Regions from separate parts of the Homo sapiens genome. Here region 1 is linked to region 2. A link is a contact called in ENCODE Hi-C or POLR2A ChIA-PET data. All regions are on one chromosome and are shown on one strand. Each heading gives the region's core, a stretch centred on a gene start or an enhancer-like site at or near the end of the contact. The rest is flanking DNA. Distances are from core to core; before and after follow the strand shown.

The links. Hi-C counts contacts between places; a loop is a spot of excess contacts on that map. ChIA-PET counts read pairs that join two places held with the same protein, here RNA polymerase II (POLR2A). Pooled maps may share reads with other maps.
Region 1: a map of PC-9 shows a loop between it and region 2 (2.4-fold over the local background). The contact joins the enhancer-like site here to the promoter of NFE4 in region 2. A Hi-C loop is called at or near these places in 2 of 168 maps with a recorded cell type or tissue (K562 and PC-9) and 1 of 50 pooled maps. POLR2A ChIA-PET finds 5 or more read pairs at or near these places in 1 of 52 experiments (K562).

The regions. Positions count from the first base shown.
Region 1 is chr7:103,036,931-103,040,291 of GRCh38, reverse strand. All of the region lies in intron 3 of FBXL13 (F-box and leucine rich repeat protein 13), which reads left to right. Among named protein-coding and RNA genes, the nearest start is that of FBXL13, 36 kb to the left of the region's middle. Within about 2 kb of position 2,056, at least 4 of the 41 ENCODE cell types and tissues checked have a DNase peak (open chromatin) inside an H3K27ac peak, as active enhancers do; they include PC-9, where a contact is called at or near this core.
Region 2 is chr7:102,971,282-102,974,887 of GRCh38, reverse strand. NFE4 (nuclear factor, erythroid 4) reads right to left here and starts at 1,458. Exons shown (of 3, transcript NR_166512.1): 1 at 1,117-1,458. All of the region lies in intron 7 of FBXL13 (F-box and leucine rich repeat protein 13), which reads left to right. RefSeq lists a silencer at 917-1,087 and enhancers at 767-1,280, 738-1,937.

The sequences.
Region 1 (3,361 bases), core at 807-3,306, 65 kb before region 2:
ATATATATTTAGGATAGTTAGCTCTTCTTGGTGAATTGATCCCTTTACCAATATGTAGTGGCCTTCTTTGTCTCTTTTTGATCTCTGTTGGTTTAAAGTCTGTTTTATCAGAGACTAGGATTGCAACCCCTGCTTTTTTTTGCTTTCCATTTGCTTGGTAAGTATTCCTCCATCCCTTTATTTTGAGCTTATGTGCATCTTTGCACATGAGATGGGTCTCCTGAATACAACACACTGATGGGTCTTGACTCTTTATCCAGTATGCCAGTTTGTGTCTTTTAATTGGGGCATTTAGCCCATTTACATTTAAAGTTAATATTGTTATGTTTGAATTTGATCCTGTTATTATATTAGCTGGTTATTTTGCCTGTTAATTGATGCAGTTTCTTCATAGCATCGATGGTCTTTACCATTTGGAATGTTTTTACAGTGGCTGGTACCGGTTGTTCCTTTCCATATTTAGTGCTTCCACCAGGAGCTCTTGTAATGCAGGCCTGGTGGTGACAAAATCTCTCAGCATTTACTTGTCTGTAAAGGATTTTATTTCTCCTTCACTTATGAAACTTAGTTTGACTGGATATGAGATTCTGGGTTGAAAATTCTTTTCTTTAAGAATGTTGAATATTGGCCCCCACTCTCTTCTGGCTTATAAGGTTTCCGCCGAGAGATCCCCTGTTAGTCTGATGTGCTTCCCTTTGTGGGTAACCCAATCTTTCTCTCTGGCTGCCCTTAACATTTTTTCCCTCATTTCAACCTTGGTGAATCTGACAATTATGTGTCTTGGAGTTGCTCTTCTCAAGGCGTATCTTTGTGTTGGTGTCTGTGTTTCCTGAATTTGAATGTTGGCCTGCCTTGCTAGGTTAGGGAAGTTTTCCTGGATAATATCCTGAAGAGTGTTTTCTAACTTGATTGCATTCTCCCTGTCACTTTCCAGTACACCAATCAAATGTATATTTATTTGGTCTTTTCACCTAGTCCCATATTTCTTGGAGGCTTTGTTCATTTCTTTTCACTCTTTTTTCTCTAATCTTGTCTTCTTGCTTTATTTCATTAATTTGATCTTCAATCACTGATATCCTTTCTTCCACTTGATGGAATCAGCTATTGAAGCTTATGCATGCATCATGAAGTTCTCATGCCATGGTTTTCAGCTCCATCAGGTCATTTAAGGTCTTCTCTACACTATTCATTCTAGTTAGCCATTCATCTAATCTTTTTTCAAGATTTTTAGCTTCCTTGGGATGGGTTAGAACATGCTCCTTTAGCTCAGAGAAGTTTGTTATTACCCACCTTCTGAAGCCTACTTCTGTCAACTTGTCAAACTCATTCTCCATCCAGTTTTGTCCCCTTGCTGGCGAGGAGCTGCGATCCTTTGGAAGAGAATAGGCCCTGTGTCTTTTGGAATTTTCAGCTTTTCTGCTCTGGTTTCTCCCCATCTTTGTGGTTTTATCTACCTTTGGTCTTTGATGTTGGTGACCTACAGATGGGGTTTTGGTGTGGATGTCATTTTTGTTGATGTTCATGATATTCCTTTCTGTTTGTTAGTTTTCCTTTAACAGTCAGACCCCTGAGCTGCCAGTCTGTTGGAGTTTGCTGGAGGTCCACTCCAGACCTTGTTTGCCTATGTATCACCAGTGGAGGCTGCAGAACAGCAAATATTGCTGCCTGATCCTTCCTCTGGAAGCTTCGTCCCAGAGGGGCACCCGCCTGTTTGAGGTGTCTATCAGCCCCTACTGGGAGATGTTTCCCAGTCAGGCTACATGGGGGTCAGGGACCTGCTTGAGGAGGCAGTCTGTCCATTCTCAGAGCTTGAACGCCGTGCTGAGAGAATCACTGCTCTCTTCAGAGCTGTCAGACAGGGACGTTTAAGTCTGCAGAAGCTGTCTGCTGCCTTTTGTTCTACTATGCCCTGTCCCCAGAGGTGGAATCTATAGAGGCAGTAGGCCTTGCTGAGCTGTGGTGGGCTCCGCCCAGTTTGTGCTTCCTGGCCTCTTTGTTTACACTGTGAGCTACTCAAGCCTCAGCAATGGCAGATGCCCCTCCCCCCGCCAATCTGCAGTGTCGCAGGTCGATCTCAGACTGCTGCGCTAGCAGTGAGTAAGGCTCCATGGGTGTGGGACTCACCGAGCCAGGCATGGGAGGGAGGGTATCTCCTGGTCTGCAGGTTGCGAAGACTGTGGGAAAAGCTCAGTATTTGGTCAGGCATGTACCGTTTTCCCAGGTACAGTCTGTCATGGCTTCCCTTGGCTTGGAAAGGGAAATCCCCTGACCCCTTGCACTTCCTGGGTGAGGCGATGCCCTACCCTGCTTCAGCTCGCCCTCTGTGGGCTGCACCCACTGTCCAACCAGTCCCAGTGAGGTGCACCAGATACCTCAGCTGGAAATGCAGAAATCATCCGTCTTCTGCGTGGATCTCGCTGGGAGCTGCAGACCGGAGCTGTTTCTATTCGGCCATCTTGGAAGCATGCCCAAAAATATTCTTTTACAGACAGGGTCTCACTCTGTCACTCTTGCTGGAGTGCAGTGGCATGATCATAGTTCATTGTAACCTTGAATTCCTGAGCTCAAACAATCCTCCTGCCTCTGCCTCCTGAGTAGCTGGGACTACTAGATGTGAGCTACCACACCTGGCTAATTTTTTTTTCCTTTGGTACAGACAGAGTCTCACTGTGTTGCCCCAGCTGGTCTCAAACTCCTGGCCTCAAGAGATCTTCCTACCTCAGCCTCCCAAAGTGCTAGGATTATAGGCGTGACCCACTGTGTCTTTTAAAATAATAAAATAAAATACAAAATATTTTAAAATAATGCTATCACAGAGGAGCATCGTGTAAAAAAAACCCTAAAATGTAAATGAAAGATATGGATTTGAAAAGTCTTACTGATGAACAAAGTTTAACTGTGGAAAGGAAACTTAATCTTAAGACCCTTAGGGGCTGGAGTTTTAATCATTTGGGAGAGGCAGACAATGCCTGTGCCCCAAATAAGAATCAGTTGGTTGATAATCAGTTGGTTGATCCTGTATCCTTGTTGGCTCTGCAAAGGTATTTCATTTCTTTTGAAACTGAGTACATTACTGTTATCTGATAAGGCATCAAAATAAACATTACTGTAATCAGGAAGGAGTAAAACATTAAGTAAAGTGTGGAAGTAATGAAGATATGAACTAGATTCATGTTGTTTAGGATAAGTTTAAGTGTAACATATAATAATGATATGATATTTATGTATATTCTGTCTGCTATTTATGGCATTTTAGGTGTTCTAAGGAATGGCTTTGTAAATTGTAATTGTAGTTTAAATTATTTCAGGGACTTTACTTAATGAAGTTGGTAACAAACATGAACATGTTTAAGAAACATTG
Region 2 (3,606 bases), core at 209-2,708:
GTGGATACTGCTGCTTGGGAAGATGGGGGCTGGGAAGATGGCGACTGGGAAGATGAAGGCTGAGAAGATCGCAGCTGAGAAGATAAAGAGGAGGCTTAGGGGGTTAAAGAAGACGGCTGAGAGGGAGAGGCAGGGGCTGAGAGGAATGGACAGCAGTCTGCTGGATCTAACGAGGAAAATATGTCGAGTTGGGAGGAGAAAGGTGATCTGGGTGGCGAGAATAGAGGAGGATTTGAACAGGTGAGCAAGAATTACAGAGGTCGGGTTGTGATCTGAGTGCAAACAGGGCTGGACATAAGGAGTTTTTCCCCATTTCTCCAGTCGTCAGCAATAATTGCTTAAATCAGTTAAAATTGTAAAGTCGAATGTTCTATTTGCGGGCCATTAGGACCCATTATTCAATTCGTATTGTGGCCAGTCTGAATTGCAAAAAAAGACAAGGAGGATGGATATCTTGCCTGAGGCCTAAGGTTTGCAGGTTTTTGTTTGTTTGTTTGTTTTACGGACTCTCACTCTGTCGCCCAGGCTGGAGTGCAGTGGTGTGATCTTGGCTCACTGCAAGCTCTGCCTCCCGGGTTCACACCATTCTCCTGCTTCAGCCTCCTGAGTAGCTGGGACTACAGGTGCCTGCCACCATGCCCGGCTAATTTTTTGTATTTTTAGTAGAGCCAGGGTTTCACCGTGTTAGCCAGGATAGTCTTGACCTCCTGACCTGGTGATCCGCCCACCTCACCCTCGCAAAGTGCTAGGATTACAGGCATGAGCCACCGCACCTGGCCAGGTTTACAGGTTTTTTATGAGGCAGCCTAGAGGGCTGTTTTTTGGAATTGAGGATGGGGAGTTTCCCATAACTGAGGGTAGGCTCGGGAAAACAGGGAAAAAGGAGACCATCCTGGATGGTGGAGGGAGACGATGAAAGGAGCGATCGTCACCGCTGCCTTTTTCGTTCCCGGAACGGGATCAAATGGCTTAGAGGCGTCCCCCTAAGACCAGATGATCAGCAAGTACCTGGCACACGTCGGAGCCTTCTTGGACCAATGTTGGATTTTCAGACTGGAGAAACCAAGAGAGGCTGTATGGATTTTTCCTTGTTAACCGGGCTCCCGGGAAACTTACCAGTAGGTGAGATCAGTGACTGATGTGCATGCACAGAGAAGCAACTGGAGGCTGAGGAGCTTCCTTTGTCCGGCTGCTGTGGCCTGCTTTCTGGGGCGGAGGGGTAGGTCCACGGGGGACGAAGACCGGAGCCCCTCCCGGGTTTCGGCACCAGATGAAAGATTCTTGTATCCGTTCAAACTCTTGAGAGTGTGCCAACAGACAACACGAGGCAGTGTGGAGCAACCTGCTGTTTTAATGAGCGCCTGGGTGCAGGCAGGCTAAGGCCTAAAATGGCGTCAGCACCAAATGAGTAGGGGGCAGGGTTTTATAGTCTTCCGTAAACAGGAATTGTCCCAGTCTGATGTAACTGCTATGTGGTACCCAGATGGCCTGTTTCTCGATCTTCAGGGGTACGTGTCTTCCGGCCAGGGTAGGTGTCTTCTGGCCGGCTCTCTTCCTGCTTCTGCTATCTTGCTGACTCACGCTGCTGGTACAAGTGGCCTTGTGCCTTGGGACTGGGCCTGAGAAGAGAGGAGTTACTCATTCCTTCAAGCTTTCGGGCGTTGGGGAGAATCTTTCAAAAACAAAATGAACACAAATGAAAGGAAGGCTGATAACCATCATTTTACTCGTTACTTCCGTAAGTCCAACATTTTAAAATTTCACATAGAAGTGAAATCATGGAGAATTTGTCTTTCCGTGCCTGAAAGTGTAGATTTTAAATGTTTTCTTCACACACAAAAATGATAATTATGTGAGGTGGTGATTTCTTAATTATTAACCTGATTTAATCATTCCACATTATAAACATAAATCAAAACATCACATTTTAACCATAAATGCATTTTAATTATTATTTGTCAATTAAAAATAAAACTAAGAAAAGAAAATAGATAGCTACATTAATATTGGGGGAAAAACATTAAAGCAAAAAGCATTTTTAGGAATAAAAAATTTTTGTCTTCTAACCAATACATTTTGTTAAATTTATTATGATTATTGATATACTTGGGTTCATTTTTCTAATTTCATTTTATACTATTTATTATCTTTTTATTTATTATTTATTATCTTTTTATATGTTTTATTTTTCCCCTTTCCTGACTTTATTGAATTTTTAAAAAATAAAAACGTTTAAAGTAATTTCAATAGCTTCTGGGATAGATGTGGTTTTTGGTTACATTGATGAATGGTATAGTGGTGAAGTCAGATTTTAGCGCACCCATTACCAAGTAGTGTACTATTTATTGAGTATTTAAATCTACCCCCTTTTTTCTACTTTCATGTTTTAGATGATATACATTCTATTTCTATGATTTTACTGGTTACTCTTAAATATTTTTAACATGTTGTAGAAGATAACCATTCTATTTCTACTATTTTACTGGTTACTCAAATATTTTTAATGTGTACATTTATTAATAAGGCCTAAAGTAAATTAATATTTATACTTTCTTCTTGAAGAATAATTGAAATTTAGAACACTAACTCTTGATTACTCTCTCTGGTGTTAGAGTGTTATTATTATCTAGTGTTTTTGTTCCATCTTATTGTTCTACCCCCACGTTTTCATCATGATACTGTTTTATAAAGTTAATGGCTTTACCCATATACTTATTAGATTTTTTGCCCATTGTTATTATTTGCATTTCATGCCTTTCTTCTGATTTCAGTGTTCTTTAGAAGTTCCTTTGTGAAGGGTCCATTGGAAGCAAACTCTCAGTCTATGTCTCAAAGTGTCTTTAAATTTTTTTTTTTTTTTTTGAGATGGACTCTCACTCTGTCTCCCAGGCTGGAATGCAGTGGCACAATCTTGGCTCACTGCAACCTCTGCCTCCCTGGTTCAAGCGATTTTCCTGCCTTAGCCTCCCAAGTAGCTGGGATTACAGGTGCATGCCACCACACCCAGCTAATTTTTGTATTTTTAGTAGAGATGGGGTTTTGCCATGTTGGCCAGGCTGGTCTCGAACTTCTGACCTCAGGTGATCCGCCCACCTTGGCTTTCCAAAGTGCTGGGATTACGGGCATGAGCCACTGTGCCTGGCCTTAAATTTTTTAGAGACAGAGTCTTGCTATGTTACCCAGGCTGGCCTTCAATTCTTGGGCTCAGGTAATCTTGCCTCAGCCTCTCAAGTAGCTGGGACTACAGGTGTACTACCATGCCTGGCAAAAAATGTCTTTTTTTTTTTTTTTTTGAGACGGAGTTTCGCTCTTATTGCCTAGGCTGGAGTGCAATGGCACAATCTTGGCTCACCGCCACCTCCGCCCGGGTTCAAGCGATTCTCCTGCCTCAGCCTCCCAAGTAGCTGGGATTACAGGCATGTGCCACCACGCCTGGCTAATTTTGTGTTTTTAGTAGAGAGGGGGTTTCTTCATCTTGGTCAGGCTGGTCTCGAACGCCCAACCTTAGGTGATCTGCCTGCCTCAGCCTCCCAAAGTGCTGGGATTACAGGTGTGAGCCACTGCACTCAGCCAAAAATGTCTTAATACTCATTTTTGAGTTGTAAT